2 separate regions of the Homo sapiens genome follow, and region 2 is linked to region 1. The links are chromatin loops, found by intact Hi-C in ENCODE. Cell type or tissue: PC-9. All regions are shown on one strand. Links, peaks and the distances in the headings refer to the core of each region. The heading gives the core; the rest is flanking DNA. Region 1 has its middle 18 kb from the start of TRC-GCA6-1. Region 2 overlaps CPNE4 (copine 4).

Region 1 (15,746 bases), core at 3,501-11,500:
TCCAACACTTTGTGCCACAGGTTCATGAGGAAGATATGCATAGGGGAAATCTCAGAAAAATGCATTTTCTTTACAATGCACTTTGGTGGGCTTAAAGCAGAAGTATGCTAGCTGCAAGAACTTATCATCCAAAGAAGCAAACTATGGTCCATGGGCCAAATCCTGTCCTCTGTCTATTTTTATAAATAAAGTTTTAGTGGAACCAACACTCATTCATTTAAGTATTATCCATGGCTGGCTTCATGCTACAACAACAGAGATAAGGAGTTGTAATAGAGATTTTATGACCTACAAAGCCTAAAATATTTACTATTCTGGCCCTGGAAAAACAGAAAAAGTTCTTCCAACCTATGTCCCAAAGGCTAGAAGCAAGTGGCTTTTATGGTCTCCTTATCTTAGTTAGCATCTGGGTTTTATCACACCAATGAGAAGAGTAAGAAGGAAAGAGAAACCCAAGAACACGTGTGCCCAGGAGGAAAATTTAACATTTCCCCTTGAGACCTCTGGCAGAGCAGGACAAGGTTGCCCACCCTAGGCCTTCCAAAGGCAGAAGACTCCTTTCAGTGAGGCGACAGCTCCATTACAGCCCTCATAAAGGAAAGTGATGCACTTGATAAACTTAGAAAACACATCCCAGTGACTAGCAGGCATGGTAATTCATAGATTACTTTATTGTCACACCTCATAGTCCCATTCTTACATGCCTCACATCTAGGTACATTCTTTGCCTCAGAGAGATTATGTGCGTCTTCCACTTAATACTGTTCATTGAAGCCATGTCTTAAAGAATGAATATAATTTGATATAGATATAATTTGATATAGCTATATTAACAGCTTTGTGCATGAAGATAAAATGTGGAGTAATCTCAAAATTTTCACCTTTCCCCTCTTCACACCCCAAACTATTCTTCCTAACCTGTGACCCAATAGCTCTCTGCCTTGAAAGCCATTATGTTAGCAATCCTTCTCAGAATGAACCTCTGTGCGTCTGCTGCATTGGGAGGATGGTGGGGGAAGAGAGGGTCATTTACTCTTCCCATAGGGGCTAACTCTAGTTATATCTCTACCTGCGTTGGTAGGATGTGTTGTTCTGAAAAATAAGGGTCCAGCGGGAAACGCCTTTCCCTCTATGATCATCTTAATGATTTGCCATGTACTTAGCACATTAAAGTCTTTAAGAAATAATATAATAGAGAAGTTTGTTTAACTTTGTTTAACCCAGTATAAAACTTCATGGCCTACAGCAAACATTTGTTCTAACACTTACAAATCTGCTGGTTACTATAATTTGGCTGATCTAGGCTGGGCTCTGCTGGGCACCTCTGCTTCAGGCTGAAAGTTGGCTGGGCTTGACTTTGAGCTATCAGTTGGATTCAGGTCAGCTTCTGGGGCCCAGCCAGCCTAAAGTGGCAGCAACTACACAGAGGAAATTCCTGCACAAGCGTATGTCAAGCCTCTGTTCATGTCAGATCTGCTAACATCCCATTGACCAAGGCAAGACATATAGCCAAACCCAAGTCCAGGGACAAGCGAACATATCCCACGTACCACAAGCCCATGGCATGAGCTTGGGTATGTGATTCAACCACTCTCTGACAACTCATTGGCTTTCTGGCATTTCTTTTATCCCATCTTAACCCCACCAATATTCCAACTAACATCTCCAGCAGTTCCCAACTTTTTTGGACCACAGGACTTTCTTCTGACTAATATTTACCAAAACTAGTTCCGTGGAATATATTTAATGTTCGTCTATACACAACTGGCTGTACGCATTCCTGTGGAATGAGGCTCAATTTTCAAACACAAGATTCTTTACAGTGTAAGAGAAAAAGGGGGAAAAAATCTCTCAGACACCATACTTTCTAAACATTTATGTTCTTCATCTATAGAATACTAATGGAAAGAACCTGAAATTGCAAGACTGGCCTCACACTGAATTTGAAAATTTTTCCAAGACTATGCCAGGGAGTGACATAGAAATTCTTTGCAAATGACATATCCTCATTTTGGGTTTGCAAAGCCATGTCTTTGTCCCTTACAGCTGTCAGGTGATCATTACTGACTCATTAAGATATATTTACTTCAGTAATTGTCCAACTTTCCTCCCAAACAGCAGGAATTTCAGGAATCCAGCCTGGGAGCCTGAGCTGGGTTATGGGTGGAAGATGTTGGCTTATTTATCACCTGTTTGGTTCTCAATTTCAAAGAGATCTAAGAGGTAGCATCTGGGGTGAAACCAAATGAAAAGGCAAGCAATCAGTGATGTCAGCTGAATAGGTTGATGAAATTGGCAAAAAACAAGAACCAGATACAAATACATCTAAGGCACAGCAGCTGGGTCCAGGACTGGGGAGGCAAGGGTGGTTGCATTGCCTCAAGAGAGTTCGGTAGATCCTATAGCCCCTCGACTTTACTGAGGAGTGAAAAGAATCTTGGGTCAGTCTGGACTAGTTATGAGTTACCAGGTGGAATTTCAGGACACCATAAGTTAGACTTAGCAATCATTTTATAGTTAATATAAGAGTTTTTAGAATATTCTAAAACATGTTTCAGAAAACACAAGTTATGTGGTATGCTAATGGATATTACATGAAACAGGATTCCATGGTCAAATGAGTTTTGGAAACTGTTAAATAAGGTTAGAAGGATTCTTCGCAGGACTTTGGAGCATCTTTATAATGATAATGTTTACTGCAAGTCTTCAAGAGGAATATATAATTTACAGCATTTTCCAAACTAATTTGATTATGAAATCTCCCTTTTTAGAGCATTTTGGTGAAATACACTTTAAGATGCATGAATATAATGACACAAATCAATTTGCTTTCTGCTAACAAACTGCACAGTATCAGCATAACCTTATATAACTTTTATATAACTCTTTTATAGCTTATATACATAAGTTATCAAAGAAAAACTTAAGTATAACAAATTATATTGTGACCAACTTAACCATTTTATTCATCTCTCATTATTTTCTTCTCTTTTTTCAAAATAAGAATATTTTAATATAAAATAATTTTCTCTTTTGCATTTCCACATACTGAACTTCCTGTAGTCTGCCAGAAACATCTATTTCCCTTGAGAAGGCTAATGATTATTATCGCAATTATGCAAGAAGAAAAACAGTTAATATTCAGCTTCAAAATTCCAAAATAGGATTTTGTAGCAACTTAATGGTTTATAAAAGCAAGCTTTTTCAAGAGAAAAAAGATTTCCTAAGTCTTTTTAACCCTCATTAACTTACTGAGGCCTAAGCCTAAGTAAGCTAGATCATGCAGTTTCTTCTACACCTGTGCTTCTAAACATTTAATATACATATAGGTCACCTGGGGATTTTGTTTAAAAACGCAAATTCTGATCCATCTCAGGCCAGGTGGAGCCTGAGATTCTGCATTTCTAATAAGCTTCCAGGTGCTACCACTGCTGTTGACCCATGGACCACATGTTGAGCCAGGATACACCTTAGGGAAGCTACTCCTTGTATATTTAGCTCACCATGAGGCTTGCTGCCCTAGGCAGAAAGAATATAAAATGTAGAGAAGATAGAAAGCCCAAAGTTGTTCACTTTCAACCTGAGGGATGGTATAATTAACAAAGGAGGTAGAGGAAGGCAAGATCTATCTCAGTCTCACCTCTGTGGCTTAGAGTCCCAGAGATTAGAGTTATAGTAAAAGGGAGTTAAGGGAATTTCCAAAAAGGAAAAGACTTCTGTTCAGCTTGTGGTTGCAAACAAGAAAAATACTCCTCAATCTGCCCTTGCACCAGGGTGAGCACTTGGCCTCAAATCAAATTTGATGAGAAACAATTAGGCAGAGAAAAGGCCTCAGTTAACTCTCCAAAGCTGCCTTCTGGTCCCATGAGCGGGACTAGAAGCTTCCCAAAGCTCTTGAAAATCAGTCTGGAAAGTTTCGCAGAAGTGATCACAATGGAGGAGTCCCAGCCAGACTTCATGGTTACCCATAGCATAGCAAGAACCAAGGTGGGGGCTAAGTTAACAGGGAAACCTCGTGCAATAAGAGCGGCCAGATCATGGGAGCAGAGAAGCAGAAAACATCAACGGCAGACATCAGTGGAACACCCCTCTGATAGAACTTGTTGTCCTTGGAGTTCTCCAAGCTGAGGAGCAACCCAGCTCAGCCCTTCTGCCAGAGAGATCACAGTGATTCCAGAAAACAATCCGCAGTTCAAGAATGTCACCCCACCACCAACAACAACCAGCCAAGGTCACATAAGCCACACCCTCTAATGCACCCACCACCACTTTGCAGAGGCACAATGGGTGAGGAAAAGAAGAGAGTGGATAATCTATTCAAAAGAAAATAAGCATAAACCTATAAGGACTGTTTAAACTATTGGCCGGGACTCACTAAAGCTGTGTTCACCTGTGATTTGATTTGTTAATTACTTTTAATAACTCTCTGCCATTTGGAGGCCATCAAGTGGTTCATTTCTTTTCATCTAAGTTATCCTTCTTGTTTCATGTAGCTTCAAAAAACTGACCTTACCCTTTTTTTTAAAATCTTCTTCAAATAATTTTCTATGGATGTCCTGAGACATTGAGGAATGTCTTAGAAGGAAATACCTTCTTGAAAGAATGCATATCCCAGTATTGGGCATTAAATGATTAAATAACCATCTCTGAGCTTCCTCTAAACAAGTTGTCAGGAAGAAATATAGAGGTGTTGTCCAAGAACCATCCTGGCATCCTTGTTACTGCCCAATAAGGAATGTGCCTTCATGTTAGATCTCAAATGGGAAGTGATTGAACCCACCAAAGGGATTCACCAAAAGCCTTTAAAACATCCTTCCCAAACCAACAGCAGAAAGAGACACACAAATTACTGCAAGACATCTATGACTATATACATACATACAACACAGTATCCTGAATCCTGAAGTTATAGCAATGCTCCTTAGCTAAAAGCACCTCAAGAAGAGAAGAGGATTTTTCAGAATCTCTGTGATGTGCCCCTTGGGGATGGGTAATATGTCCTTTCCTACTTCACCCCAACCCTATCTCCATTTCTGTAAGAATCACTACCACAGAGAGCCACTGCTACAAATGGAAAAGAGGTTAGTCTTTCAAATTGCTCAGACCAAAAATAACAGTAATAATAATAACGTTGAGAAACATTCTACACTGGAGAAACAAGAGCTGCTGTGTCACCAACCTGAATACGAGGTAGTGCTTTAAAACAGGGGCACCCTGTTTTAAAGGTACAGTAACATTTCATGGCCTGTTACGAGCCAGGCAGCACAGCAGGAGGTGAGTGGTGAGTGAGGGAGCATCCATGCCTGAGCTCCTGTCAGATCAGCAGCAGCCCTAGATTCTGACAGGAGCACAAACCCTGTTTTGAACTGCACATGCGAGGGATCTAGGTTGTACACTCCTTATGAGAATCTACTGCCTCCGAAACCATCCCCACCCCTACCTTCCATGGAAAAACTGTATTCTACAAAACTGGTCCCTGGTGCCTTAAAGGTTGGGGACTGCTGCTTTAAAGAGTTATATTGGAAGGGCATGACAACTTTTATAAAAAATTGAAAAGTGGGAGTTGAACAATGAGAACACATGGATACAGGGAGGGGAACATCACACACCAGGGCCTGTCACGGGGTTGTGGGGTAGGTAAGGGATAGCACTAGGAGAAATACCTGATGTAGATGACAGGTTGATGGATGCAGCAAACCACCATGGCACATGTATACCTATGTAACAAACCTGCATGTTCTGCACATGTATCCCAGAACTTAAAAGTATAATAAAAATAAAATAAATTTCTTAATTTAAAAAAATTGAAAAGGACATATTCTAGACAAATGCATAAGCAAAGGCCAAACATGATCTATTATTTAGAGAGATGGGATATACAAAGAAAGTCTACCCACTGAGTCATAACTAATTTCTAGACCACAATTACAGTGATAATCACCAGCCCATTAGTGGGTAGAAGATGTATCACTTGTGTCCTTCATTGTATAACTGCATAGTTAACTGTACTTGGTTCTCATTACAGCATTCTCAGAAAAACCTTTTATCATCTTTTATATATCCAGACAGGAACTGACTACATTCTATCTATTCAGAGGCAAGATTATGGTGCCCCAGCTGGAAGGAATCAGGCACTATATCTTCCCTAGCAAACTATCTAATTGGAAGCTACCTATGTCAGATGCAAGTGGCATCAATACTTACTTCCTCAAGTAAATGATACACTGCTGTTGTTTAAAGAAGCTGGACTCTGTTGCTTCAGAACTTGTTGGAAACCATCCAAACAAAACCAAGTTTATCAAAGGTCAAACTAATGTCTTTATGCCCCAGCCCACAGCATACTCAAGGCACTCTGGAAACAGATGAGTGACCTCCTCACAAGCCTGCAAACAGACTGAGCTTTTCTCCCTTGCCTCACTGAATATCCTCCATGCCTAAGTCATACTCATCCATTAAGGATCATCACATTCCACTTCCTTAAAGAAGTCCTCCTTGGCCACTCAAAGCTTCATTGGTCTCCCCTTTTACTGAAACTTTTTGAGCAAGTATTGATTACACTATAATTGCAGTATTTAATCATATACTGTCTTGTTTGTTTTTAATACTAAGGCATTTTCTGAAAATAATTTGAAAATCTCACTACCAAAGGGTTTTTCAAATAAGGGATTGGGTTCCAGGTTTTTAAATAATATGGTTATGGTTTTAATTTGTGGTTCTTTGTCAGAAGCCCGACTGTTTCCTGATCTTACCAGGACAATTACCCCTCAGAATACTGCGAATCAGGATAACTACCTCTGAAGAAGCTGGTACTCCCTGGCAGCCCATTAGCTATCCCATTCCGACACACTCACCGCTTACCCCCGCTCCTAACTTGCCAGCTTGCATTCCTGACTTCAGCTTCTCTCTTCCACTCACTGGCCCAGACATTGCCTTTTCTCATGGGGGTAGGTAACTGCCTCTGCTTCAGGCTCAGCTCTCCTCATTTAAGGCTAAGTTTCAGCCTGCCCAAATTAGGTGTGTCCCCAGCAGACACACCTAGGGTAGCCAGCTCTTGGCTGCTGTTCTAACCTCCTCCTTATTGATAACCTTGGTTCACCTGGCTGCTATTCTAACCTCCTCCTTATTGATAACCTTGGTTCACCTGGCTGCTATTCTAACGTCCTCCTTACTGATAACCTTGGTTCACCTGGCATCTACGGCCATTTGGCAGCTCTCTGCTGTCCCCTCCTGGCAATTTGTGGCACGATGTCATATCGCTCAAGGAACTCAGCCAGCTGTCTTAACTCTAGTTAAATCCTGTGGATTTGTTATTTCAGGTGACAAATGGTTGCTTATTATCACATGAGAGGAGATGTTTTAAGTTTAACTACTGTTTCTTTAGCACCCACTTGCCTATCCCACATTCAGCGACTCACAAGCAGCTAGCCCTGCCTTTATTAGATACTAGTAGATCTAAAAGTTTCTCCTAAAAAGCCAGCTATCTATACCAGACTGATATATACATATCCATGTATATAATAAAAGGAAATGGGAAATGTAACTCTAAGTGAGGCACTGAAAGTCATTATACTACTCTCTTTTTCTGATTCCTAATCCATATAATAACAAAGGTTAGGTCTGATGGTATACAATGATAATTCTCAAAGATTAGTTTATATGAGAGTTGTCTGATAAGCATGTTATAAGTTAAAATTCCTAGGTGTTACCCCTAGAAACTAATTTTCCAGGTGGGACCCAGAGTTCTACATGTTTTTTTATGTGGGGATGGGGGAAAGAGTCACACTATGTGGCCCAGGCTGGAGTGCAATGACACAATCTGAGTGCACTGCAACCTCTGTTTCCCAGGTTCAAGCGATTCTCCTGCCTCAGCCTCACTGAGTAGCTGGGATTCCAGAAACGCATCATCATGCTTGGCTAATTTTTGCATTTTTATTAGAGATGAGGGTTCACCACGTTGGCCAGGCTGGTCTTGAACTCCTGACCTCGTGATCCACCCACCTCAGCCTCCCAAAGTGCTGGGATTACAGGCGTGAGCCACCGCACCCGACCAAGATCTACATTTTTAACCAGCACCAGGTAATTCTAATGCAAGTGGTCCATAATAAACATTAGTCTACCAGCCATCTTCTGTTCTATTATTCTATTTCTTGATTCAGCCAAAACTACACACTCTGAGGTTTAGCAATGGAGTAACAGCCTAACAAGGACCTGGGGTAAAAACAAGCTTCTATAAATAAGCATATTTTATAAGCACAATAATTATGAAAGATTCTCTACCTGCTGTGCAATGATTGCAGTGCCCAAAATATGCCTAACACTATCATCTGATGTAAGAGAGAGTGTTGTAATAACTCTCTCCTCCATAATTTATCACACTAGAACTTGCCACACACAGAGATGAGAGAAATAACTGAGTCAGCAAATATTTTAGCTCTCAGCAGACAAGTAACTGCTGTTTAGAATACACTGTGGTGTCCTTTGTTAGACCCAGAGACATGAAATTGGGGAGGTTCATGGTTTTCTTAATTGTTATTTGCTTAGCCAAATGACTTATCAGACTAGGCCTCCTAATATTGTTGGAGTAAAGACCAAAAAAGAAGATATTTCAGCCAGCTTCACAGCAGCTGAAAATGTAGTTTCACTGCATTTCAAATATAGTGCTTGGTTAGCAATATTTCTCAAACTTTAAGGTGTATTTGGATCAATAGGGCTCTTGTTAAAATACAAATTCTGATTCGGCAAGTCTAGGGTGGAGGTTGAGACTGCAATTTCAACAAGTTCCTGGGTGACCCTAGGGCTGCTAGTCCACAGAACATATTTAGAGTAGCAAAGCTTTCTTTAGGTTTCTGCTGTAAAGGCAGGCTGCTTACCTTGTAATCCTGATGTTACCACTTATTGACCATCCAATCTGGGGCAAGTTGTACCTTGAGCCTTAGGTTTTTTTAATGTGTAAAACAGTATATCCTTCAAAGGGTTATTGTGAAATTTAAAGAAGGAATGGCTGTAAAACTCCTAGCAAGTGAAAAACTTCTCATAAATGTTTATCCTTTTTGCTATATGACCACACAACTTCATGTGACACCAGTAGCAGATTATGATCACTGTTTTCCAATATTATTCCCATCCTCCTTCCTGGATCATCTTCCACCTTGTGTCTACAGTCTTCACAGCCCCGAACTATCTTCTCTTATTGGCACAATAGGAGAAAGAGAAGGCAATGTGATGAAAGCAGAAAGAGAGATTTGAAAATACTATGCTGCGGGCTTTAAAGATGGAGGAAGGGGCCACGAGCTAAGAAATTAAGCTCTAGAAGCTGGAAAAGACAAAAAGAATTCTCCCCCAGAGTCTCCAGAGAGAGTGTGGTCTTGCCAACACCTTGCCTTTAGCCTAGTGGAAATGACATGAGGTTTTTGGACTCCAGAATTATGAGAGAAAAATACAGGTTATTATTTAACTTTGACTCGTCACTATATTTTTTCTATTTTTCTATTTCTGGGCCCCACCTAGACTGCCCTTTTTTATTCACCCCACTAAAATACAAATTCCATAAGGACAATGGCCCTATGTTATTACCTGCTCTATCTTAGTGGCTAGAACAGCACCTGGCACATAGCAGGTGCTCAATAGGAAGTTGTTGAATGAATAGATTAGAGCCACCTTCTCATCAACCCCTGACTTCAAGAGACTGAGTCCAATTCTTTAAGCTCAGCATTATTCTTGTTGACCCAAAACTCTACACTAGAGATGCAGCTGGATTCCGAGAGTGATTACAAGATCAGTGAATACTGGCGAAACCATTTCTGATTTGCCACTAGCAAAACAACATGAAGGAAAAGTGATCTCTTGCTCTTAAAAGCAGCAAATCGTTATTGGAAATGAGGAAGAAATGAATAGTTATTGATCATAGATGAGGAAACTAAATCTAAGAGAGCACAGAATAAGGATTCTTCTATTCTTCTTCAGGTTTGCAGTTTTTACTATCTAAACGGTTCCTCTCACATGTACTCCCTGAACTACCAACAACACATCACCAAGGAAGGTGTGGAAATACAAATTCTCCAGCCCTGCCAAGACCTACTAACCAGAAACTCTGGGGGTGAGGCTAAGAATCGGTGTTTTAATAAGCCCTCCAAGCCAGACGTGGTGGCTCACACCTGTAATCCCAGCACTTTGGGAGGCCAAGGCTGGAAGATTGCTTGAGGCCAGGAGTTTGAGACCAGCCTGGCCAACATAGCGAAACCCCATCTCTACAAAAAAAAAAAAAAAAAAAAAAAAAAATTAGCCAGACGTGGTGTTGTGATCCTGTGGTCCCAGCTACTTGACCACATAATACCGAACAGATACCTTAAGGCCTGAACAGGCTACCAGAGCTAAGAGAGATCACAAACCGCAGGAACACTCCGAGAGGAAAAAGGCAAGAGATATTATCTTGTGAGGGGAGAGAATACTTTTATATTTATTAGTTTATGAAGGGAAATAGAGGTGAAAAGTGAAAGCTTGGCAACAGAAGAGATAGATGTTATGGTTGAATGTTTGTGTTCCCCCAATTTCATATATTAAAATCTAATCCCCTGAGTGGTGGTATTAAGAGGTAGGGCCTTTGGGAGGTGACTGGGTCTTTAGGGTAGAGCCCTAATCAGTAGGATTAATGCCATTATGAAAGAGGCGTGGGGGAACTTGTTTGCCCCTTCCACCTGTGAGGACTCAGATAGAAGACACCATCTAGAAGAAAGGGCCATCACCAAATCTGCTGGCGCCTTGATCTTAAACTTCCCAGCCTTCAGAACTCTGAGCAATAATTTTCCATTGTTTATAAGTTTGTAAGGTATTTTATTATAACATCCCAAAGAGACTAAGACAATATACTTTAGAACAGAAAAGGAAATATAAAATTTAAGGAAACATAGTATCTAAGAGTGACACAAAATTTGGGATTTTCATTAAAATACTCCTGCAAAATAAAGGTAGTAGAGAGAATATATCAGATAAGATAAACAAAATGTTGGCAAATGTTCAAGCAGGGTAATAAACATTTATTACAATTCTTTCCATATTTGCGTGCATTTGAAATTTTTTCATAATAAAAAGTTTTGTGGCCAGGCGTAGTGGCTCACGCCTATAATTCCAGCACTTTGGGAGGCCAAGGTGGGCAGATCACTTGAGGTCAGGAGTTTGAGAACACCCTGGCCAACATGGTGAAACCCCATCTCTACTATAAATACAAAAATCAGCTGGGCATGGTGGTGTGCACCTGTAGTCCCAGCTACTCTGGAGGCTGAGGCGGAAGAATCACTTGAACCAGGGAGGTGGAGGCTTCAGTGAACCAAGATCACACCACTGAACTCCAGCCTTGGCAATAAAGTGAGACCCTGTCTCACTTTCTATAATAAATATATATATACATAAAATATATAAAAATATGTCATATATTTATATATTTTAACTAATTATATATAATTATTTTATATATAACATATTTGCCACTAATAAAACAACACGAAGGAAAAGTGACCTCCTCAGGCATATTTACATAATATCTATTGTACAGAAAATGTATATATAATACAGATATAATATATACCTGGTATATATTATATAATACAGATATAATATATAGCTGGTATATATTATATAATACAGATATAATATATACCTGGTATATATTATATAATACAGATATAATATATTCCTTGTATATATTATATAATACAGATATAATATATACCTGGTATATATTATATAATACAGATATAATATATACCAGGTATATATTATATAATACAGATATAATATATACCTGGTATATATTATATAATACAGATATAATATATACCTTGTATATATTATATAATACAGATATAATATATACCTTGTATATATTATATAATACAGATATAATATATACCTTGTATATATTATATAATACAGATATAATATATACCTTGTATATATTATATAATACAGATATAATATATACCTTGTATATATTATATAATACAGATATAATATATACCTTGTATATACTATATAATACAGATATAATATATACATTGTACATATTATATAATACAGATATAATATATACATTGTATATATTATATAATACAGATATAATATATACATTGTATATATTATATGTAGTATATATTATGTATAACATATAATACATATATTATAATACATAATACATATATACATTTTATATATTGTACAGAAAATGTATATATAATACATATATAATATACACTTTGTATATATTATATATTATGTATGTATTACATATATGTATAATATATACATTGTATATATTATGTATATGTATAATATATACATTGTATATATTATATATTATGTATATATTATATATGTATTATATATACATTTTCTGTACAATATATAAAATGTATATATGAAATACATATACATATATAAAATATATACATATATAAAATGACTACATACAGTATAGTCATAGTGCTTAAATGAGAGGTAAGAAAGAACATATGAATACTTCGTCCTGCTAAGGGCATTTGTTGAAACAAGGAAGAGGCTATATGTTCCAAGAACTTATAATGCAACTATCCTATGGTCTTACCATATTATTAATAACTGCAGTTTGTATCACCTATAGGTTCCAGGATGCTAACAAGATAACCCATTGTCTCTAGAAAAGAAAAATCCCCATAATCTCACATTTAGCATTGCCATGTAATATTTAAGTGGGATATACTTATATTTTTAAAGTATTCATTTTCCAAAATTTAAATTTAATTGGGTGTTCTGTATTTTTGTTTGCTAAATCTGGCACCCCTACCTATATTCTATTATCCAACCAAAATTTGACATCATGGTCACAGGTTAATCCAAGTATATTTTCTGACTCAATTCATGTTGCTTCCTAGCTTCTCTCTCTCTCTCCTCTTCCTTCCCAATATATTTTCACTTTCCTTTTCTTTCCTGGTGTCTGTATCTTGTTAATTTCCTCCATACTAAATCTACTTAACTCACACAAATCAATGGAATATTTTCTCAAAATGATACCAGTTGGTAACAAACCTAGATTTAACACAAATAAGTAAAGTTGACAGCTCACTGATGTTGGCATTTTCTGAATAACTGCATATCTTTCCAGTACCAGAAACCCAAAAGTCAAGAATTTAGAAAGATTGAGGAAGAAAAGTAAATGAACAGAAAAGAGAGACCCAGTCCAGCCCTAAATCTTCTCACCTCTTGTCAGAGAGAGAAATATTTTTAGTTTAGCTGTTTACACCTTGAGAAGGGAATCTAGATAGTCATTTTTTAAAAAACAATTTTTATTTTGTAAAAGGGACATTAAAAAGAAGTCAGGAGAATCAAGAGTAAGAGATATTAATGTACAGAGCCCTTTTGCTAACATTTTATGAAAACAAAAGATTTCACAAGTGTTCTTAATTAGTCCTCAACCTCTGTAGGTGGTGGGTGGCATAACTTATTATCAGAGATTTACAAAGAGAGGAACATGCTCAGCAGGGTGAAGGGACTAAATGGAATTCTGATATTAAGGTTTAGAGTGTAGGAAAACTGAGCTTTGGTGCTAAGCATAGGACTCGGGCCTTATTGGACCTCTGTAATTACTGGAGCAGCTTGGTGTCAGGATGCATCAGCTGGGGATCTTTTGTTTGCAAGTCACGGAAACCATGAAAAACAAGGAATTTACTGGGTCTCACAATTGAAAAGTCCAGGAGTGACTTGCTCTAGGGGCTGAAACCATGTCACCAGGTCTTGGGTATTTTTCTCTCTGTCTCTCATCTGTAACATCCTCTGCACTGGCAGCTCTACCTACAGAACAGACTGCCTTTATGGTTTTCAGTTGATTACAAAAGCTCCAGCTTTGCATGCTTTCAAGTTCAAGGCCTGCAGGAAGTAAACAGACAAAAGAAAAGATCCCTTTCCCAAAAAAATCAGGTAAAGCCTCTTTGAGAAGCATTGGCTGCGCTTGAATTGTCACTCTGTTTCCTAATCAATTACTGAAGAAAGAGAAATGCAGTTGTCTGATTGGCTTAGCGCCCTGATCCAAGTATGAACCATCCCAAAGCATATGGCCTGAAACAGGGTAAACTCAAGTGACTCCTCAAACTCCTCTAGTGCACTTGCTTTGTAATCAAACTTTTGAGTTTTGAGAAGTGGCACAACCAACTGGAATTTCTTAGAGCACCAGAGTTCTAAGCTTCCTTCTAGCCTTTTCTTAGGTAGATCAACCTACCTCCTATATATGAGGAGAAAAATACTCTTTGGACTCCCTTCAGAAGAGTGAGTACCTGTGATATCAGTTCCCAGTCCTCAGAAAAATACTCAGAAATAAGCCAGCGTAAGAAGGCTAAAGGAAAGACTGGTGATATCAAGAAATAACACATCCAAAGTATACCATGAGCATTCTTCAAACCCAGGCTGCAATGTACTGCTGGGAGCCCTGACTGAGGACTCAGTTTCCTCTCTGCAATTCTGCTCTATAATGACTAGTTACACCAATGTGTGAATCCAATGATTGTATAGAAAATACAATTTTTTTAATCCATCCATGATCTGTGTCCCTCTTCTTCTGATTAAAAAAAAAATCCAACCTTTCCTTAGATAACTACCAACTCCCAATCTTAGTGGTTTGAATGAGGTAGGACCAACTCTCCTAGTCCAGAAATATGCAAAGACTGAAGGTCCAGCTAAATAGAGAATTTCATGGTCAATGCTACAATGACTGGTTCAGAAATAGGCCAGTGAGACTTCATCACAGGACTTTTGCTGGAACTATCCAGAAGAAAAACTTCCTTTTGTCCTAGGATTGCCAAGAGGACAGTGAGTAAACTTGACCAACTTGCCACCACATGTAGGGAATCTTCCTGAAAACAATCTTAACATAGAGAAAACAGATCCAAGAGGAGAGAAACAGATTCCTGATAACATGACTTGGGATAGATGGATCCAGCCATGTTTAAAGCCAATACAAAGCCTAGGTTTGTCAGTTAAGTTACTTTTTTTCTAAAACCAGTTTGAGTTGGGTTTCTCTCATGTGCGACGGAAAAAGACACAACCAGGGCCACTGTTAGCCTATTCACACCTACAAAAGAATTAGAAGAAGAAAAAAAAAGTCCTAGTCGGGTACAGCCCTGTGGGTTTAAGGCTCAGCAAATTGATGGAACATTTGTGCTATCAACCTGAAATAATCAAAAGGATCAGAATCCATTTTTAAAGAGTTTATTCAAGTGAAAAGCTGGTAATGGTCATCTGGTAAACACAGACTCTGGAGAAATGAGGTCAGTGCTCTGCAGTTAAAAGTTAGGGTTTTGCTTACACAGGAACAAAACAAAGAAATTTAACAGGGTTACATTTCTTATATGAGGCTGGTTTATGAGTTGCAACCATTGAATTAGTGACAGTTTGTTTTCTTTTCCATACAGCTTGTTTGTATTTCCTTTTCAATAAAATAAAAAAGTATACTTAACATTTTGTCTTAGACAATGTGATAACCATGAAGTATTTGTATGAGAGGTAAGAGGAAAGCTAATCTGTAATGAAGATCAACAGTTAGAGGGAAGGGGTCTGCCCTGGTGCCCTGTAGCTAGTCACAACATTTTACAAAACAAGATAGTTAAGGAAGAAGGCTAATCTATAATCGGAGAAACAAAGGTTAAAGCTGCCTGGGTTACAGCTGCCTATCATGTGACTCAGGCCCCATAATCACATTTCTCTAAGACTCAAAATAATTTAAAGTT
Region 2 (15,746 bases), core at 4,055-12,054, 420 kb before region 1:
GTGCAGATGTTTGTTCAATAAAACACTAGGAGAGAATTGTCTAAGAACCACAGGAAAAAGGACTGTCCAATATATCATTTTTGAGTAATTATTGAGAGAAAAAGATTAATTAGCACTTGTATCATACATGCTTCAAAATGAATGGCGAATGTACCAAATTTTTAAATATAAAAATTAAAACCCTAAGTCTAAGAAAACATAGGTAAATATGATTCTGATTTTGAGGTATTCAAATTTTAGAAGCAAATGAGGAGCCTACAAAAGAAATTCATAGTTTTCAGACATAATTTTTAAACCTCCATATACAAGAAAAATCTGCTCAAATTTAAAGACAAATGAGCAATTGGAATTTAAAAAAACAAAAGACAAATAAACAATTGAAAAAATATTTTTACCAGATCAAGTCATATTCTTAATAAATAAAGAAGTTATGCATGCTGATTAATTAATAAAAATACCCGAATGGAAAAAAATGGCAAATGATATTGAATGTACAATTTCAAAAAGAAAAAATACAAATGATGAAGAGCATAACAGAAAAAGTTTAGCCTCTTTAATAATCAATGAGTTACAATTTTAAAACCGAGGGGAAAGTTTTTTAGGTACCTAAGTGATAGATTTTAAAAAGGTAATACTCAATGTTGACAAAGGTTGGGGAGATGGAATTTACTTATAGATTTGGTGGCAGAGTAAATTTATACAACTTTTCTTGAGGACACTTTGTCTATATGCATAAAGTCTTTCATCCAACCAGTCTACTTTTAAATGTTTTCCCTAAAGAAATTATCTAAGATATAAACAGTGATAAATATCCAATAATAAGGGAATTAGGATTAAATAATGATTTATCCAATTACTGTGCAGCGATTAAAAATCACACAGTTGAAGGATTTTTAATGAAATTAGAAAATTCTGAGGCTATAACGTTAAGTGGAAAAAAGTCAAATATAAACTGTGAATTTAAATTTACTTATATTTATACATACACACATATATATATAATACTAACAGAAATTATTAGCAATGATTATGTCGGGATGGTAGAATGATGACAATTATGGTTTTTCCACATTCTTTTCTTTATTCTTAAAATTTTCACACTGTGCACATATTAATGATATTCAGAGAACTCAACCAGACACACACACACACACACACACACACACACAGAGAGAGAGAGAGAGAGAGAGAGAAAGACTTTTACATAAGAGGCTAATAATAAAGGAAACTTCCACCTGGTCCTGGGTGTTTACCAGCCACCCATCTTAGGCTACTCATCCTACATCCTTTCACTTTCCTCAGTCAAAATACTTAAGATAATGGTTCCTGTTCTGGAGACGTACACATTGCTCTAGAGTATAGTAAATATGGAACTGCACATGTTTGAATCTAAATCCCAGACCTGTCAATTACTAGCTGTGTGTCTTGGGTGACTGACGCCCTTGTACTCTCAGAGACTCACATTCTTCTTTTACAAAATGAGGTTATAAATATCCACCTAATAGTAGTGTGGCAGGAACAATGTGATATAGCAACAAGTCAAAGCACAGACTTGGGAGCTAGACTGCCTTGGTTCAAATTTTAGCTCTGCTACCACTAGTTGTGAAACCATGGCCAAGTTATTTAACCTTTGTGTCACTTGATGTCCCTCTATTTAATGGGAGATCATAATAGTTGCCACTTTACAGGGTTTTAGGAGGATTATGCAGGTTAGTGAGCATGTAAAGCAATACCAGTACATGCTGCACACTATGTCACTGTTTGCTATGATTATTCAATGAGGCATTTAATGTAAAACACCACTGAAGAAATAAAATTCAGTTAATTAAGCATTTGAGTGCCTACTAGGCTAAGTCCTGTGTTAGGGGTCCAGAATGTTAGAATATATAACCTCTGTTTTTAAGAAAGTCTTGATTTTGAGGGGGCATATACACAAGGAAAAAAAATCCCTGCAGAATAGAGAAAATCAAGTTAGAATTCTGCACAAGCAACCTTAGAAGCACAAAGAAGGAGCCCTACATCTAGCCCAGGAGTTCAAGGATTATATGGTGCTGAAGTTTAAAGCATGTAAGTAGGCACTCAATCTATGTCTGTTTTCTTCCTCTAATTCCATTCTCCTTCTAACCACCTCCCCTTGTCAGATCATTTAGTGGACATTGGATGACAAGAAATAGGAGAGGAAATCAAGGAGAATCGTGTTTCTTCTCCCTAATACCACCTACCCATTCTACCTATCCATTTCAGGCAGCCTGGCAGTATAATGCCAACTTGGATTCATATATGCACACTTTTGAAAATTCAAGGTCCTGTCTCCTTTTCCTGCCAGCCAGATATGGGACTTATATACTTCTCCCTGGGTTGGTTTGACCTTTAATGAAAGACTATGCTAACTCCTGTGCTCACAAAGCAGTAAATACCCAAGTCTTTCTGTCACAGAGTTTTAGGAACACAGGGACATCTAAAAATTAACTAAGCTGCTTAGCCAAAGCTCACCTTCCCCAGGGGTGCTTCTTTGTTCTGCAGGCCAATTGGGACCTGTCTGGATACCCCCTACCCCAAAATTGCTCATTTTGTTTGCCAGTCACTCCTTGCCTGGCTCTAACAGGCACCTTTCTTAGGAGTCTAACTGAGAAATTTAAATTTCTCTATACAGGCCAAGCCTCATGAGGGCTATTTGGGAAAGCCAGATGCACCCTCAGTCTAGAAATCCTGCCCTTCTTTTCTTCACCCTGTGAATTCCTGCTTGTCTTCTGAGACTCAGCTGTGGCATCACCTCATCTGAAACTCTTTCTTGACTTCTCTTGCCAGCTCAGTTAGGTGCTCCTCAGCTGTCATTTGAAGAGTGATAATTTGATGCCATAGTGATTAAATCCTATCATTTATTTGAGAAAAAAACCCCACTGATTTGTATACACAAATACAAAAACATACAAATTTGCCTTCTTTAACAAATTTTGTAACCTTCCTTTTGCCCCTTCAAACAGTATTTCCATTTTATTTTCCTCATAGAATTTTAGCCTAATACAATACAATTTTATGCTTTAACATGTTTTATTGTGCAGTCTTTAGTAATCTTTACCAAAAAAAATTTCCATAACTCAAAGTGTTAAAGATTTTTGTTTGGATTGAGTTTTCATTACAATTTTAAGTACAACATTGATCAAAACAATAAATTATAGTCTACATTTTGATGATTACTGGATTTAAAATTATAATTCAGCATGCAGCTTTAATGAGATGAATGGCTACTCCTCCCACAATTACTTAATGTATCCATGAATAAATATGACCAACCACTAGGATAAATGAGATTCAGCCTCAAGTACATTCCTATTTTTCATTTTAATAAATGCTTACAACTGAGAAATTTTTTCTTATAAATAAATTGACATGAATGGAAGTTTTGTAATAGCCTTGTCACTCTTTTTTTTGCACTTTTTCCAAGTTGTATATCAAAACCACAGTGATTCATCAGCAAAAATTATTTTTAGTCATCCAACAACTGACAAGTCAATGAGGTCTACCTTCAATTTTGTGGAAAGAAAAGAACTGGAAAACCTGACTTTCAGAAAGATTTGATTACTGAATCAGGATAGTTATCCATTTTCTCAACACCTAAACTAATATTTCAAATGGCCCCTTGTTTAGCACTTGGAAGGTTTCAGTAAACCACAGGGTTTACTGTCATTATAGACAGTGTCCCAGTGCTGACAAGCTTACTTTATTTGAAAAAGCGTAAGAAGTATGAGTTCTTAGGCAGTTCAATTTTAGGAAACAGTACAGATGGAACTGGAAGATCTGCAAATTAAGCCCTGACTGCGTACTCTTCAGAAAATCATCACTTTGCCCCAGGGGTGGTGTTTCCCGATTTGAAGTCTGTTACTTAGGTGAATCAATTAACAGATCATATAAGATTGGGAAGGCAGGTAAATTATTGATACACTTGCAGGATGGAGAAATTTCTCATGATTCTCTGGGAAGCCCCAACCCCACGGCCACTTGGTGCCTTGGGGCCATGTTGGTGGAGGACTCATTTCATTATTAAGTCTGGCATTAAGGCTGCTAGAAGACCTCATTAAGTTATTTCAGATATAGGGCTATAATTACTCAGTAACAGAACTGGCAATTTTCTGCTTGCATCAGAATTTAAGGAAACTAGGACCAGAAAATGCCTATGTATTTCCTGGCAGAGAGGACCAGCCTGGGAAGAGACATGAGGCAGGAATGGTTGCAATGATTCTCTTTGGTAGATTTGGCTACTATAACATGAAATGATATAGGGGTGTTGCCATTGAAAAGTTTATTCTTGCCCCCCTCTCATATATGTTTCCATCCAATTTCTTTTATAAGAGAAAAATCAATCAGCAAAATTATATATAATAAATTCTTTAGTTCCATTTTCTTCCACTTCAGATTCCTTTTCATTTTCAGGAAAGATATTTTAATACCAGTGTAAGAGTGTTCTGCACAGAGTATTTATACTCAATTTTAATTCACCCAAAAAGTGCTTACTTGCCTTGGATGCCCTAAACATTACCATACCCGAAAACTATGTCCACATTTGCTCTTGAAGAAATCTCAACCTATGGCATGAAATACCATCTATATACCATATAAACTCAAATGTTTATACATATACCTGATCTCTCTCCTAAGTTCCCAATGTGAATATCCCAATGTGTACCTGCCGACCAGATACCTACACTGGAAATCTCATACATATATATATGTATATGTGTGTGTGTATATATGTATATATATATACACACGTGTATATATGTATATATACACACGTGTATATATACATATATACACACGTGTATATATACATATACACACACGTGTATATATGTATATATATACACGTGTGTATATATGTATATATATACACACACTATATATGTATATGTGTGTGTATATATGTATATATTGTATATATATGTGGAGTGTGTGTGTATAATGAGTGCGTGTGTGTATATACATACATACATACACACATATATATTTACAGTGTAGGTATTTCCAGTGTGTGTGTGTGTGTGTGTGTGTGTGTGTGTGTATCTCCAACAAAACATGCCAAAACCAGAATTGTTTTTTCCACTCCCTTCTCCCATGTGCACCCATGTGACACCACAGTGTCTTTTGTTTCTATAAGTGGCCCCACAATGCACTGAGTTGCTTAAATCAAAATTCTGTTGGTCATTCGTCTTTTCCCATACCCCAAAATCTAATCCAATCCATCAGCAAATAAACATTTTAGGTAAAGCTGTGAAGGACAACACCTTAATAACATTTCTCATAGCCTTCCATTTTTTTCTCCACTAGACCAAGAGTGACTTCATGGATATTTGCCACTGCCTACTCACAGTTTTCCTCATTCTTGCCACCCTTTCCTCTTTCAATCCATCTTCTACACAGGATCAAGAGGGAAATTTTAATCATGGATTGTATCACATCACTCCCCTGCTTAAAATTCTTTGTGGTTTTCTATAGTTCTTAGAAGCCAAACTTTTTCCCATACCCTATAAAGCTCTATATCAGTTATCTTTAGTCTGTGATTAGAATTACTGGGAGAACCTAAAATAACAACAAGATCAACAACAGCAGCAGCAACAACAACCAAAAATCCCAAACACCGATGCCTGGGCACCACCCTAGACTAGTTGATTTGGAATTTCTGTAGGTGGAGCATCTGCATTTCTGATACATAGTCACTATCTCTCTCACTCACTAAGATCCAAATATACAAATCTATTTCTTTTTTAAAACACACAGAATTTGTACCTGCCTATGGACTTTTTCACTGGCTATTTCCTCTTTCTGGAATATTTAATACTCAGATTGGCACATTGGCTGGCTCCTTCTCATCACCCAGGTCTCCGCTCAAATATCACCTCTTTAAAGAGAAGAGAGTCAGAGAAGAGGGCAACAGACTTGTAAACCTTCATGTCTGTATACATGAGATTAGAGTCCTCATGTCAGGAGTTACTCCTTGCATTCTCCAGTCACTCACATATCACATGCCCTGTTTCTATGAGCTTGTCAGTGGTTGCTCTCCCATTTTCTTGCCTGTGGTATGTAGCCATCCTAAGAAGCAACAGAATTATCAAGTTAGCTTTTTAACTCATGTTTACATGCATATTTATTCAAATAATTATAATTCACTGGGACAGTGACTGTAAGAATGTATGCATATGTATGCAGGATTATCAAGGTCTTAACATGCCATGCAAACAGGAGTCATCTCTGACTGCCTCTGAGGAATGACACTTCTCCTTGGGATGTATCCTGACATACAGACCTTTATGATCATCCTTCAGGGAACTTTCTCAAGAAAATACTCATTGAAAATCCAGTTCAATTTTGGAAACAACTTTTTTTTTTTTTTTTAGATGGAGTCTTGCTGTGTTGCCAGGCTGGAGTGCAGTGGCATCATCTCAGCTCACTGCAACCTGCAACCTCCTCCTCCTGGCTTCAAGGGATTCTCCTGCCTCAGCCTCCTGAGTAGTTGGCACTACAGGCGCGCATCACCATGCCCAGCTAATTTTTGTACTGTTAGTAGAGATGGGGTTTCACCATGTTGGCCAGGATGGTGTCGATCTCTTGACCTTGTGATCCACCCACCTCGGCCTCCCAAAGTGCTGGGATTACTGGCGTGAGCCACCACACCCAGCTGGACACTGCATTTCTAGGGATGTGGTTGACTTTGGTATAAAGCCCTTAGTGGTAGAATGAATTTCAACTTAGATATCCAAGCCCAATTTTGCTATAAAGGATCTTCCTGTATTCCTCCACTTTCAATATCTTAATAGGACTTGCATTGATAAGGAGTGCTAAAACTTACAACGTACTTTTACAGGTAGATGTTCTTCCTTATGTTCTCCCTTAACTCCCTGGGTAGTTGAGGCTTGAGTACTAGGTAGTTGAGTACCAGAGTTCCCACATATGAGTGTGTAGCTTGTGTGCTATAAAAGTGTGCCTGGATGAAAGCTTGGGGAATGAAACTCAGTCCCTCACCAAGGCAGTCGCCTTCCTTAGGGCAAAGTCAGCCCAGAGGAAAGGGTGTGTTTCCCATCTTCAACCACCAGAGGGAACATTTTTCCTATTTCTGCAACACTGCCATCTGTCGTGGCTTAGCCATGGCAGTACTACTATTTTGGTTAGTTGTTTATTGCTTTATTTTGCAGATGAAAACTCCGCTATTGAGAGAGGTGAAATATTCTATCCCAGCAGAAAATCTTCCAGTGAGTCAAATATCTGCTAGTGAGTTGACAAAAAAAATCTAGAGCTCTTTCCGTCAGCACTTGGAAATATTCTTATTGTTACTGTTGGATGACCCCTGGTTTGTAGACACCGCCTATAGGGCAATGGTTGGGTTCAGAATTACAGAGTGAGAGGCATAAGCATCAAAGCACAGAGAAACATATTAATAAAAGCCTCTGAGAAATAAAAATGAGATCCCAAATCCACCAACTGACTGAACAGAACCCCTCTTGGCCAAGGGGACCTCAGAGTAATCTTGAAAATTGAGTTCTCAGTCATGACAGTATGTGAGGTCAGACATTCCTTGTAATATCCCCTCCCTTGATAATCACCATTAAGCTTTCTTCCCTAAGGACCAAACAGAAACCAGCCCTTTACAGAGACTCTACCACTGATATCAACTAACCAGTAATGACTGCCCCTCCCTTTTGTGGTTTTAACAAAACAGCTGACCAGCATTTCTTCCTGATAAGAGACCACAGACTATGAAGTGGTTCTGGCCAGTCTATGGAGGGTGTACATTAGGGGCTTTTGTGTCCTGTGCTTCACATTTGTCATCAGAGGGCTGAAAACACCACCCTCGGGTCACGCTAACAAGGCTGTATTTTGAACATGGGTCCCCTGGAGAATCATGAAGCTCAGTTGTGAATGTGTGTGTTTCTCCTTTTAAAAATATTTATGACTCCTCTTATAGCTCACTAAATATGTAAATGTGGCCACCTCAGCACACACTCCTGTTCCCTTTTCTCCTCCCTTGAAGAGTCTGTTTTTGGCTCCTGGCCAGAGGCTATGCTTCCCAGTCTGTCAGAATGGCCACCATGCAGGTTGCAACGCTTTATGAGAAATAAAGCTCTTGTTTCCACATTTATGAACCTCATCATTCTTCAGTTGACATCTCCAATTCCATGGGAGTCATTTAACTTATCAGAGTTCTTTTCTCTTTTGGAAATTGAAAGGGTGGACTCAGCACCAAATAAGGTTCCTCTGGGCTCTAATATCTTTGGCTAGAGGAGATGACAGAGTTTTTTTTTTTTGTAAAAGGAGCTATTTATTTGCTCTTCCATCACAGCTGTCCAAGGTTATTTGAATCATAGCCATCTTGTGAGAAGACTTCTGCCACATTAAGCCATTTTGGAATCATCTTCAGCCTCGTTAACGACGTAGCAGGGTTAGTTTGGTCACTACCGACCTCCCTTTTTATCAAACTTGCTGTTGAATTGAATCTCTAATTTGGATGAAGTCGGGTGTCTCATCCCCTGGAGTTTAATTACACACACATTCATTGATTCTGGGCCTGCTCCCTCAGGTCAAGAGCACACAACCACCTCACAGCTTTCTGCAAAGAGGACATGTTGTATAAGTCTATGCTTGCAGTCTTTGGAGGAAATGATGAAGGTTGGAGAAAGGAAGCAAATAAATACATTTTTTCTAAGTCAATTCAAACTAGAATAAGTCACTGCCACACATCATCTGCCCCCTCCTCCCCAGGGTCCCCCTTCCCCTGGAGCCTCCATCAGTAAATGAATTTAACCTAATTTGCTGCTCTCTAGGGAGAATGCATTCAACCACAAGCTTCCCAAGGTGCTTCCGTTCCTGGTACAAAAAGCTGAAAATGTCATCGCATTTGCAAATGAACAGAAACCTCCCACTCAAAGAGCATCAGTGCCACTGTGGCTCACTGAAGCAGCTGGCAGGAGCCTTCCTCTCACTGCCATTGCTTTGTGGTTAGAATAATACACACATAGTCTTTTCATCTAATGACGTTGGCAAGTTTAACTTTCTTTGCAAAAGTAACAATGCTTTGCCTTCAACCAGCAGACTGTTCTCTCTTTCTTTGGAAAGGGCAGAATGGTTTCTATTTACTCCTGATAGGGCCAGTCACCTGCAACCTCTAGACATGTCTTCACTTCAGCTTTACCCCATGCTGTATAAACTCCATAGGTCACAGTGGCTTTGATATTCTTCAGCTATGAAAGTCTGAATTCTAGATTGAGATGCTGGCCCCATCAAGCACATCTTTCTTGGCGTTTTTTATTTGTCAAGGAGGGATGGGCTCAAAGCAGAATACTTTACACCCCTCATGATTTGCAATGACCTAGCTTCAATCTTTTCTCAGATTTAATATTTTCTGAGTAAGGGGCCCTGAACTCTGGCAAGAGGTGGCTTCTGGGTAAAGGCAGTACAGGAAATCTCCAATTTACTGGGGCTCTTTCCATGATTTTTGAAGCATGAAGGGACCATCATGGTGACTGGTTTACAGCACTGACTAATCCAGACTAACCAGTTCATTTTGTCACAGAGAACTCCCAGAGTGTGGCCAAAAGTGTTCGCTAGAGATTCTACCAGAAACTGCACTTACATTGTATTGCAAGCTTGCCAAATGTACATCCCAGAAAAGGCTAACACTCAGGACAGCTCATTACATGTTTTCATCTATTCTGCAGGAACTAGGACCACGGAAATGAGAAACTCTAGTTATAAACTTTACTGACACTTTAAATACAATAGATACACAAGGCTGGGTTAAGTATTATCCTCCATCTAGCAATGGCAATCTGGTTGGTAATCGTGCACTAACACTAAGGTAGATGTTCTGAGATATATAAGCTATCCTGCTCAGATATAACACATCGATGCCTTTTACATCAAAACTCACTGAATGAGCTGTGTAGAGGCCTGTCTACAAGTGCACTCAGTGAATAAAATTACCCCATGCATTACTCAGCTCAAATTGCCATAATAAAATACCACAGACTGGGTGGTTTAAATTTACACATACTCTGGAGGCTGGCAAGTACAAGATATAGGTACCCGCCAATTTGGTTCCCAGTGAGGGTTCTCTTCCTGGTTTGCAGACAACTGCTCTCTTGCTATGTCCTCAAATGACTGAGAAAGAGACCTCTGGTGGCTCTTTCTTTCTTATAAGGGCACCAGCCCTATCAGATTAGGGTCCCACCCTTATGACCTCCTTTAACATTTATAACCTCCTCAGAGGCCTTATCTTCAAATACCATCACTTTGGGGGTTAGGACTTCAACATATGTATTTGGGAGGGGGAACACATTCAGTCTATAACACCCACAAATAGCCAATTATGGGACATAGGACCTCAGGTGCTCTATCATTGAACCTGTGCCGTAATTATGAAATGAACACTCTTCAGAGGCCTCACTCACAAGTATCTGCCAATTAAGATGTATGTGTGGAGATGCAGGCAATGCTCATTCAGTCACCACCAGGGGCCTACTCTGTTTCATGACCTGTACAAGACAATGGGAAGCTAAATAGGATATTGTTTCTACCCTTAAGTATATCACACCATAAGAGAGTTAGGGGACATATAAAATCAGATCATTACAAACACAAAAAATGGTCTAAGTCTGATGTTAAATGTATACCTACAGTGTTATGAAAATTAACACCTAGGAACATCATCCAGCCTAGTTTATGAGGTGGTGATGAGAAAAAAAGCTTCCTGGAAGAAGTGATCTTTGAGTCTGATATGATAGTTTTTTGTGATATTTGAGAGTCCAGAAAGGAAGTGTTTCAACCTTCCAACTTTTTCTCAACTAGGCAAGTGTTTAGAAGCAAGCAAGGAATGACTTCTTCTTCTCTTCTCAGCCTGATCAAATAATCAGCTGAATTAGGACACCTCAATGTATATCAGGTGGTATATCATATTCTGTTAATATGGTATTACTGCAAATGCCATCCATAACTCAAATTTCACCAAGAAAAGTGATTACTTGGAAGCTTTTATTTTTCCATCTTCACTTTTTAAAAAAAACCACAAACCCAAAAGAAATTAATAAGATAAAAGCATGCAAAGCTTAACTTCATTACACTTTGAAATTAAATTGAACTTGCATGTCCCATAGTCAATTAAAGACACTTTTTTTTCAAACTCTCCTGACAAGGAATTTCCAAAGAGCTTAAGTTGTATTTACTCACTTTGTGGAGTTTTGAAAACTGGCTCCGACAGAAAAAAAATATGAACAATACCACGGATATGTTTTTAACTTTTTAAGCTATCCCATGAGAGACCAGATATAATCGAGTTAGGAAAGACACAATTAGCTGGGCAAGGACATTTTCCTGAAGTAAAAATAAACTCATTAAAGGTTAAGCTCTGGGCAGCATCATTAAGACCAAGGCAAGGAACAGAGCTGTGATACTAAATATTACCACTATTATAATCTCATTTAAGACGTGGCACCCAAGGAATTGGGTTAGGCTCAGAATCCTCCTTCACGGGCCTGCAAGAGTGTATTTCATTTCATCTCACTGAGCCTACCCTATGGGCAAGAGTGGTTCACAGAATTAGGACTATGCTGGAAAAGATAATTATTTTCTACCTACTCTGGTGTTGTGTTTTGTCTTTAATTTTGTTTTTTAAAATTTTGTTGTTACCCCCAGTCTCTGAATTTAACTATTAAATAAACTGAAGTAATATTCTTTCACGACCTCCTCCCTTTCCTACATTCCTCAGCAACCCTGAATGAGGCTCTATCACTAAATTTGGGGCCACATACAATCACTGTTTTAAATAGAAGCCTGGATCCCCTTCAGCCACTGCAATCACTCACTGGTAAAACATACCCAGCATGACAATTCAGTGGCCTCCATGTGCAGATTATCCTAGGGTTAGTAACGAAGTGGCCAATGCCAGCAGTTAGAGTTATTGCTGTCTCTATCATCAAAGAACAAGTGTAATAGAGCAGTCTTTAGTTTCCGAGATCCTTAAACATCAGGTGGATTGTTTTTTGTTGGTGCGTGTGTGTGTGTGTGTTGTGTGTGTGTGTGTGTGTGTGTGTGTGTGTGTGTGTATTTCATACATCTCTTTCTCCCACAAACCTTTTCTTTTTCTTTTTAATTTTAGATTCAGAGGGTACATATGCAGGTTTGTTACATGGGTATATTGTGTGATGCTGAGGTTTGGGCTTCTAATGATCCTGTCACCCAAGTAATGAACATAATACCAGATAGGTAGTTTTTAAACACTTGTCCCCCTCCTCTGTTTTGTAATTCTCAGTGTTTATTGTTGCCATCTTTGTGTCTGTACCTATCCAATGTGTACCTCCCACTTATAAGTGAGAATATGTGATGCCTGAAAACCTTTCCTAACCATGCCAAGAGAGTTTGTGCCCCTATTTAACTACTGAGATTGTGTTGCAGTTCTCCTAACACCTAATAATACAGACCTGTTTGCAGGTCTCCTACCATTATCACATGACAAGCTTCTTGAAGACAGCTTAGAAACCTATATATTCTTAGCTCCTTGCAAGTGCATAACACTAGAGTAACTGCTCACCAAATATTTACTGATGACTAGATGGACGGATAAATGGCCATCTGAGCCATTGGATCTGAGCTATTACTTGCCAAAATATTTAACGGGTGAGAAAAGTAGGGACTCTCTCAATTCTGTTTAGTGCAGTAACTTTTGTGGGAAGAATAGCCCTGCATGAGGCCCTCCTACTGCTCCTGATGTTGTCCATGTGCAGGCTGGGGAAGCCAGGGTGGAGATCATTCAAAAAAAGGAATATTGGGGTTATAATTTTGGAGGCTTTGAATGTCATCCTAAGGGTGTGGCCTTAATTCCATGGTGAAGGTTTGGAATAAGCAAGTGACACGATTAGATATATACTCCTTGGGACCTACTTTGGTAGCAATGGAAGAAGGCCAGGCCAAAAGCAGACATGCCTAACAGGCAACTTCTTAATTTTCTAAGAGAAACACTAAGAAGGCTTCAGTGTGGGTGAAAAGAAGGGCATGGGATTGGGAACTATTTTAGAGGTAAATGCATCAGATCATCATAGCAAAAATTCATCTAGAAAAATTTTCAAATGTCTCCCATATGGGTTGTAAAGAAAAAGGTAGAGATGAGAAAAAGGACAGAGCTTAAAATACAAGTAGGGACTTATGTCTAGTAGAGTAAGTATCCAGAACCCTGGATTGTGGTACATAAATATATATTTTCTCAGATGATACTCATGGGTAGCCTCCATCATTTTTTCAAAGGGCCTTGGAGAAATAAACTGCTTCTATTAGTAATGCCCACAGCAGGCCAATCAATCAGTACTCAGACAGTACCTGGAATTTTCTAAAAAGCTTATGCTGCTTTCCAGATTGAAATAGGGTCCGCTTTGTTTTTGCACTTTATTGCATTTCCCAATAAAATTCTGTCTAGTCACTGGAAACCATACATATATATATATATGTACCATATATATATATGTACCATATATATATATATGGTACATATATATATAGGTACATATATACGTGTGTGTGTGTGTGTGTGTGTGTGTGTGTGTGTGTGTATATATATATATATATATATATATAATATCACTGCTGAAGAGTTGAATCTATACGATTAGGGTAAAAAAAAAGTTGCCTTGTGACCTTAAATAGAAACAATAGTAGAATCAAAATCAGGTGTCCTAAAGGTCTCTGCCAAAGTAATATGTCAGTCAATAAAAGAGAAATCGGGCAGGTTGGAGAGGTATGGGTCGTTACTTATTATCAAAGACATGACTCAACTGTGGGTTAGTGCTTTCCAAAACTGGGCATTATAGTGCAAAATATTCCAGAGTATAAACTGTAGTGTACTCAAGTAGTATTTTCTCAGGCTTCTGAGTGCTGATAAGTATTCAGTAAATGCTCAACTTCAGGACTCAGTCCAGGTACATTGCCTAGTGGCAATGCCTCCAAGCCGCGCTAGGATTTGAAAAGAACTAAGCCAAATGCCAAAAAAAAAAAAAAAGAATGTAGACAGGGACACTGCTAGGGTAATAGTAGTAATAATAAAATGGTTTTAATCAGATGGACTGATCTTTCAGGTCTAGGAAATAGGGTGGGGGAAGTTCAGGGGAAAGATAAATTCAGGGTCGGTTTCATAAATCAGGCTATGCATCTAAAGTAAGAGAGAAAGGTTAATGCAGAACATGACCAGAAGGACTTTGGTGAGAATCAGGTTCTGGTCACCTGATCAAAGTAGAGTGCAAGACTTCCTTTCCAACGGGCACCAGAGATTTGAGGCCGTAGAAATATGGGAGAGAACAGGGAATGGACTAAGTGAGTAAGTCAACCACATCTACTCCTTGTCCAGTCTCTTATGTCACTGTTCTGCGGTTATACTAGTAGAGCATTTCCTCATCTGGGAAGTCTGCAACTTAAAGTCTGTGGGAAATGTTCAGTTTATTCTAACAAGGTAATTCATACAGAAAAGGGTCAAGAAAACTGGGAACTATCATTCAAAAGCCTCAGACCTCTGCTCTGGGTATAGAACAGTAGACTATTACAAACTCTTCTGGTTTGCACAGAAGAAAAATGTTGACAAATTGCCCAGCTGCATTTTCTGTGTTATAAAATTGAAGTAGGGGGAGGCAGTCAGCAGATGCTGGCTATACATTGCACTTAGCCTGGGATGGGGTCAGGACAGCACGGACAGACACTGTTTAATGGAAAGACCTATGTCACAATGCACTGAATTTCTCACAGCAAGGCTGTAAATGACATCAAAATACAGACATCTAAGCTGAGACCCTTAGCATCATCCTCAAAGCACAAAATGTTCACGGAGGGAAACCCTGGAATCTCCCCCTGAAAACCTGTTAATGTGGCTGAGAGCTCAAAACTGAATCATTGAAAACAGTATATTTTATGGACATAGAGAAAGATGCTGCTTTTCTCCTGACAATCTTCAAAGAGGGACCAGGTCATGATAAAGCAAAGCTGAAAGTCACTGCAGAGCAGGTCAGCAACCCACAGAGACAATCTTCCCTAAATTGGCACTTTAATGCCTTGGGTTTTAGCATTCTGGCCTCAGATGGAAAACCTGTATGGACTCAGGACTGGAATTAGAAAATTTTAAGGTTAGTTTGTTGGAGGATTTTCTAAGTTATCTATCCAATTCAGTTTCCAGGGAGGTAGTGAAAGGTTACAAAAATAAATAAAAAGACGAAGAAGAAATGCTTTGAAGCCAGAAATGTTTGAATTCAAATCCTGGCTCTACCATTAGCCAGGTGGATAACCTTGGAATTCGACAAATTACATAATGTCCTAGAGGGATGAATTTTCATTTGAGTATGGTTATGATTGCACCCACATCTGTGAGGATGACATGAGATGTTGCCAGTATCATATTTAGCACAGTGCCTGGCATATAGCAGAAAACAGGAAATGCTAACTCTCTTCCCTTTCTCTGTCCAGCTTTCTAATACAGTCAGTCCTACTCATTTAGTTTGTTATCTCTTTCTAGAGAACAAAAGCAAAAGGAAGTTTTGCTGCTAACTGTCTCTATCAAGTTTTTCTACATTGAAGACAAACTGTGTATGTGATTTGTTCTCCTCAAATGAGATATTCAGGTAAGAATACTCTGAAGGCATAGACATCTGGGACTCTCTCCTGAGTAAAGAATTTAAAATATGAGGACAACTCTATCTGTTCAAAAGATATTTTAAAATGTTGTTAGGCAC

What was found. Hi-C counts contacts between places; a loop is a spot of excess contacts. Peaks named below come from ENCODE experiments on the same cell type or tissue, not always from the same donor. Only the 100,000 strongest peaks of a DNase experiment are listed, where the experiment ranks them.
Region 2: a loop joins it to region 1, with 15 times the contacts of the local background. A loop is called at or near these places in 4 of 110 quality-filtered maps.

What each region holds. Positions count from the first base shown.
Region 1 is chr3:132,203,716-132,219,461 of GRCh38, forward strand. No RefSeq gene overlaps it. Among named protein-coding and RNA genes, the nearest start is that of TRC-GCA6-1, 18 kb to the right of the region's middle. In PC-9, for the core only: CTCF peaks have their summits at 7,201 (motif pointing left) and 7,403; no DNase peak of the experiment used is centred there.
Region 2 is chr3:131,787,868-131,803,613 of GRCh38, forward strand. All of the region lies in intron 2 of CPNE4 (copine 4), which reads right to left. LOC105374113 (a long non-coding RNA gene) reads left to right here and starts at 14,943. Exons shown (of 7, transcript XR_007096089.1): 1 at 14,943-15,024; 2 at 15,530-15,635. RefSeq lists enhancers at 8,647-9,183, 8,777-8,826. In PC-9, for the core only: a CTCF peak has its summit at 7,108 (motif pointing right); DNase peaks (open chromatin) are centred at 7,114 and 7,684.